2 separate regions of the Homo sapiens genome follow, and region 2 is linked to region 1. Evidence: chromatin contacts called from ENCODE Hi-C data. All regions are on one chromosome and are shown on one strand. The core of a region is the stretch at or near the end of the contact, and the rest is flanking DNA. Distances in the headings are between cores, read along the strand shown. Region 1 holds the start of COPB2 (coat protein complex I subunit beta 2). Region 2 holds the start of RASA2 (RAS p21 protein activator 2).

Region 1 (3,049 bases), core at 119-2,618:
GCTAGCTTCGGCAGCACATAGAGAGGAGATTAGCGTGGCCCCTGCGCAAGTATGACACGCAAATCCGTGAAGCGTTCCATATTTTTTATAAAACAAATTAAAAAAAAAAAGAAGGTCCATGGATTGTGGGGGGGGGTGTCTGTGAATGAATGCACTGAATTTTATGCAAAAATGTTTGTTTCTCTGTGCATTTTCCCTGGGAGTATTCCTAACTTTTTCCTAGTTCCAACTTTGCCACAATTAACCTTGTAGAAACATAATTTAAAAAAATTTTTTAACTTAAGATGAGGGACTTAATCCCTAGCGTCTTCAAGCTCCAAAATGTTTGATTCTGTGCTTCATAACAAGTTTTTTTTTTTTTTTTTTTGAGACGGAGTCTTGCTCTGTCCCAGGCTGGAGTGCAGTGGTGCGACCTCGGCTCACTGCAGCCTCTGCCTCCCGGGTTCAAGCGATTCTCCTGCCTCAGCCTCCTGAGTAGCTGGGACTACAGGGGCCCGCCACCACGCCCGGCTAATTTCTTTTTTTTTTTTTTGCATTTTCAATAGAGACGGAAGATATTCTTATACTATCGTTTTCTTTCCTTATTATTATAACACTCTTGTGCAAACTAGTCTAGGGCGTTTTTTAGGGTTACGGTGATAATAACAAAGTGCTCTAACAATTACTATTCTTACCAGCCACTGGATTTGCAAATGCATAAAAGCACACCAGCCAGTGTTATAAACAGCACCCCCTTCCTCCCAACCCTTCTTCTCCCCTTAGAAACCTAACAGCTGAGATATCAAAGCATTTGAAATTCCATTTTTGACTCCATATACATTTGTTTTTGGCTTCTTTGCTTGTTTATAGTTTGTAGCCAGCACACACTATCCCCAGAATAAGCCCAACAGGAGTGTAGATTAACTACCACCGTTTTAAAGGCAAACTTTAGTTTTACCAAAGCCTCCTACGGAGTTCAACACATTCGGCTTCTGTGTTTCCCTACACCACCGATCCCGCTGCAGACTGCAGGAGCTCTGGCAAGCGCCACAAGCGCCAGGGGAGACAAAACCCCTCACTAGCAGGCTTTGCCTCCCCAAATCACCCCGGTCCCCTAGGCCCCACCGCCTTCTCCCTTCCTGGAATCAAACGACCAAGACCCCGCAAGGCCTGAGGCGGCGGCCGCAGCGGGAGCCCAGACCACTGCTTACCGCGGCCCTCAGTCCAGAAGCTCCAGGAATCGGCCGTAACCTATGGGACCCCGCTCCCTTCTACGGGATCTGGACCTACCATGGCTGCGTCGGTCCAATCCCGGGAACCCTCGTTTGTTACCGGCTACTCAGGCCTTGAGATAAACCCACCGATCCACTGACCGTCAGACTGACTGACGTGGAACTTCCGGGAGCCGATTCTCGCGATAGTCAGAGGCCAGGGCCGGAGCGCCTGCGCAAACTGCGCGCAGGGCCGTCGTTTCCCAAGCCCCGCCCCAGTTTCCTAGGCAACGTGGCCTTCCAGACCGCTGGTAGTGGACTTGAGGCTGTCGGGAAGGAGGGGTGTGGCCTAGACCACTAAGGGCCGTGACGTGGTGCCGCTGAGCTTGGACCCCGACCAGAAGATAGAGATTGAAACGATGAGGAAAACGAAGTGCCTAATCCCCGCTGGACGCTAACTGCAGGGCAAGCTCCCCAGTGTTGTAGTTGTGTTTCGGAGGCCGAGAACCGCTATCGGGCTTCCTCGGACTCTGGCCCTGGAGGGGGGAAACGGCGAGGGAGAAGGCGAAACGAGTCTCCAGTGTGTTCTTGGGGCCTGGTGCGAGGCCCAGAGAATTCTCTGCAGGCCTTTGCCCGGGCACTGATTAAGGCTGCGAAGAGACGCACCGGGCTGCGGGCTTAGTAGCTTCAGGCTTCTGAAGTCAGAGGGAGGGCTGAGAGCTTACACTTCTGGAGCTCCCCGGGAGACGGCAACTACCCAACCGTGTGGGTGTGTTTGTGTATGTGTCTTTTGTTGAGCTTCGGCTGGCTGTGTTATTCATTCAACAAATATTTATCGATCTTCGGCAGTGTGTCAGACATACCTTCTTCTCAAATCTTCACATCAAACCTGAATTATCTCCATTTAATGATGAGGAAACTCGGGCTCAAAGAAGTTAAGTGTTCTAGCCAAGACTGCATAGTAAGTGGCAGATAAAACCTCAAAGTTGGGCCGGGCGCGGTGGCTCACGCCTGTAATCCCAGCACTTTGGGAGGCCGAAACGGGTGGATCACCTGAGGTCAGGAGTTCGAGACCAGCCTGGCCAACATGGTGAAACCCCGTCTCTATTAAAAATACAAAATTAGCCTGGCGTGGTGGCGGGCGCCTGTAATCCAAGCTGTTCCAGAGGCTGACAGGAGAATCGCTTAGAACCCAGGAGGTGGAGGTTGCAGTGAGCTGAGATCGCGCCACTGCACTCCAGCCTGGGCAACAGAGCAAGACTCTGTCTCAAAACAAAACACCTCAAAGTTTGTGCTCTTTCTACTACATAAAAATATCTCTTCATTAATGTGGCTGAATTCTAAGGGCCTGTGCCATAGGGGTTACACTACACAATAAAGTTCGAGAACATTTGCCTGTCACACGCACTGCACATCTCCTGTATTTCCTTTTTTTTTTTTTTTTTAAGAAAACATGTGGACCATAGAAAACTTGCCCTCTGGTTACACGTACAAACGTGTATTTTTAACTTGAGAGAAATCTTAAAGTCTTTTCAGACCTCCAGATTTTCAGAAAGGCAAAAAGAAAAATTATGTATTTGTGTGTGTAGATAATGATAATCAGAGGGAGATGATTTTGCACGAAATTATTTGGCTTTAGTAGGAGCCTTGAGCTAATGTGACTCTCTTCATGGGCCTCAGTTTTCATCATCTTAAAAAAAATCCAGCTACATGGTTTCTAAAGATCCTTCCATTTTTTTTTTTTTTATGTTTCTGTGGCATTCAATAGTGGAAAAAAGAGTCTGGAACTGGAGTTTAGTGCCAGCAGTGTGATCTTATGTAAATTGAGACTAATAATTCTAGTAATTGCATACTTTGCT
Region 2 (3,215 bases), core at 716-3,215, 2.1 Mb after region 1:
GCATTTCCACTTTACTGTTAAAGAAACAGGTTCAACCGGGCGCAGTGGCTTACACCCAGCACTTTGGGAGGCTGACGCGGATGGATCACTTGAGCCCAGAAGTTCAAGACCAGCCTGGGCAACATGGCAAAACCCCATCTCTACCAAAAATACAAAAATTAACTGGACATGGTGGCGCGCACCTGTAGTCCCAGCTACTTAGGAGGCTGACATGGGAGGATAGCTTGAGCCCAGGAAGTTGAAGCTGCAGTGAGCTGAGATCGTGCCACTGCACTCCAGCCTAGGCAACAGAGCAAGACTGTCAAAAAAAAAAAGAAAGAAAGAAAGAGAAGAAACAGAAACAGGTTTAGGAAGGTTGAGTAACTTGCCCAAATGTAAAAGGGGTAGAAACAGGCTCTATGTCTGATTCTAAAAAGGGATGCCTTTAAAAATAAGGGGGAAAAAACCCTGTAACACGTTGATACTCTTTAAATGAGAATAATTTTAACAAGGGCAATGACAGAGAATGGAAAGGAAGGAAGAGATTTCAGCAGAGTCAGAAGGATGTGGCAACTGAAAACAGCATTGGGACAAGGGATAAGAAAAAGTCAAAGTTTCTGGCCTGAGTAACAGTATAAGATGTGAACTCAGATTTGGAAAGGGAGACAGGAAATTAAGTTTTGGACTTATGTTTGAAATGACAGCAAAACATTCATATAAGAGGAAGTGGTTCACTTTATCCAACAAGTGTAAAGATCACATGGGGAAATAGAAGTCACCTGCAACACAGGCAGAACTGGAAGCTTCGCTGGCCAGGTCCATGTTAAACTCTGACCATTCTCTGGGGCTGTCCAGCCTTTGCACAGGCGGCGCGTTTGTCTTCAGTTTTCAGGTTTCCCCGTCCTATTTCTTATCTCCCAGTGCCTCTGGCCTTTTCTGTGTCTCCCTCCAGAATGAGCTGGAGCTCTCTTCATCTTGACCTTTGTGTAGTCTCTGAGGTCTGAGGCCATCACTATGTCTGACCCTCAAAAAATATTTGTTGACTGACTGGCTTATTCCTGTTGTTGCCCTGGAAAAGAATTACCCTGCCCGATTAAGTCACAGTTTCTTCCTTCTTAGGGCAGCGTAGTTAACAACCTCAACACCAGGAAATTGTCTTCCTCATCACATACCAGGGTATTATTCATGCAGTTTACTCACTGTAAAGAGTTCCCTTGAAATAAAGCTAACAATTAGTCAAAGATTTACACATTTCCTAGGGTCAGTCAACTTTTTAACAAAGCCAACTTTTAGTAGTGGTGGCGGTGGCGGGGGGGAGCCCTTCTTTGCTTTTTCTGTTCCTGAAATACAAAAGTGATGGTAAATGCTTCAGAATTTCTCTATGAGAGGGTCTCAGGCACTGCACTCACGCTGGAGTTGGGGGTGGCTGGTCCTTTTCTTGAACCAGGTTTTGCAGAGAATTGGTCCTAGTAAAGAGTATTTGTGTGGGAGGAGTTTGGCTTGCTGGCGGGGAGTATTTGGATAATACTGGAAGAGCCTCAAATGCATCTCTTGCCTCCTTTTGAATAAGATACTTTTGAGGTCCACCCACCTGCCAAATTCCATTCTATTTTCTTCCCACAGGGAGTTTCCCTGATTGGGAAGGGCCTGTATTTCCCGCGAGCGTTAGGAGATGTGCAGGTCTATTCATTGGGGGAGCCCAATTCCCGGGAGGATTTAGGGATCACGGGAGGGCCGGGGCGTTCTCCTGGTGGGGATTTTAAGGCCGCTCAGAGCCACGACTGGGAGCTACCCTTAGCCAGCGCCCCAAGCCGGGAGTACGGTTCTCTGCAGGGTAGCCCGGCTCGGGGGTGGCGAAGGCGGTGAATGGAGACCCGGGGGGGGCGGGGGCGGGGCCGCGGCGGGCGGGGCGGGGCGGGGCGAGTCGGGCCGAGGCCCGGGGGCGGGGCCAGGCGCGCGGCTGGCCTGGGCCTAGGCCGCTGCTGGGCTCCGCCTCGCCCGGCTACGCAGGCGGCAGGGCTGCGGCACGGGCCGGGCGGCACCATGGCGGCGGCGGCGCCTGCTGCTGCGGCGGCTTCTTCCGAGGCGCCAGCGGCGAGTGCGACTGCAGAGCCCGAGGCCGGGGACCAGGACAGTCGCGAGGTTCGAGTGTTGCAGAGCCTGCGGGGCAAGATCTGTAAGCGGGGGCTGGGCTGAGGGGACGCCCTGGCGGCGCTGGGCGCGAGGCTGAGGGGGCGGCGGGTTCGCGGCGGTGGCGGCGCCGAGCTGCGCTGGGATCGCGGGCCCGGGAGGGGGCCTGGGCCGGGCGCGGTTGAGGCTGGAAGGGGGTGTGTTGGGGGGCGGCGTCGCCTCGACGGGGCGGCGTGGGCCGGGGCTGCTGCTCTCCGGAGGGAGTGGGAGCTGGAGATGGGCCTGGGGTGGGAGAGCCCGGGCTGCGCCGGCGTGAGGGGCTCGGTCGTGGGGAGCGGCCTGGACGCGGGGACGCTGGAGTCCGGGGCGCGGCCGGGGGCGCGGTCCGGGGGCGTGAGGAGCTTCCGGCCGCCCTCAGACTCAGGCCTTCGCGCGGCTGCGGGCGCTGGGGAGTGGCCCCGCGGTGGGAGCCGAGCAGTAATTATACGGAGGCGCGGCCCGAGGAGGTGGCGGGCTGGGAAGTGGGGCTGGCCCGAGGGGAGGGGGCTGTTCGTTTCCTGGGCTCGGCGAGCCTGGGAGAGGTTGAAAAAGGCGCCCTGAGCTGCAGGAAACGGGCCGCCCTGGGGCCCGAGTGGCTACCGCGCGGTCTGTTCGCGGGTGAGCGCCCCGGGAGGAGCTCGGCGGGACACCTGTACTTGCCCCACCTCGCTGCGGCCGGGACTTGAATCGAGGGACGGCGTGACAGGCGGGACTAAAGGCAGGATGTAGTGGCTTCCTGTGAGCAGGTCTCAAAACACAATCACCCAGCCCGCACTCAGCCCGCTTAATTCCCTTCCTTCTCATGCGTGTAATTGCTACTTTAGTGAGCGAGCCTACCAGTTGACTAAATACGAAATTTTGCTCAGAGTTGTCCGAGCATTACTGTGGACAGATTATTTGAGTTCTGTCATTTGAACATTTTAGTTTTAAAAACGACCCTTTGGTGTCAGGTTGCCATTTTTTTTTTCACAGTGGTTTATTTAGATGAAGTGCTTTTTGTTTTCTGTTTGTAAGAGAGATCAATAACATTTATTTTTGCATTTGTCGAAAATTAGCATTATTTTCTT

The links. Hi-C counts contacts between places; a loop is a spot of excess contacts on that map. Pooled maps may share reads with other maps.
Region 2: a loop to region 1 is called in a map of B cell, with 16 times the contacts of the local background. The contact joins the promoter of RASA2 here to the promoter of COPB2 in region 1. A Hi-C loop is called at or near these places in 2 of 168 maps with a recorded cell type or tissue (B cell and heart right ventricle) and 6 of 50 pooled maps.

The regions. Positions count from the first base shown.
Region 1 is chr3:139,388,279-139,391,327 of GRCh38, forward strand. COPB2 (coat protein complex I subunit beta 2) reads right to left here and starts at 1,369. Exons shown (of 22, transcript NM_004766.3): 1 at 1,270-1,369. The coding sequence starts at 1,272. COPB2-DT (COPB2 divergent transcript) reads left to right here and starts at 1,525. Exons shown (of 5, transcript NR_121609.1): 1 at 1,525-1,655. It also overlaps the pseudogene LOC124906339. RefSeq lists enhancers at 1,047-1,296, 1,093-1,654, 1,587-1,886, 1,655-2,217, 2,097-2,206.
Region 2 is chr3:141,485,062-141,488,276 of GRCh38, forward strand. It overlaps RASA2 (RAS p21 protein activator 2), which reads left to right and starts at 1,966. Exons shown (of 24, transcript NM_006506.5): 1 at 1,966-2,155. The coding sequence starts at 2,023. RefSeq lists a silencer at 1,875-2,754.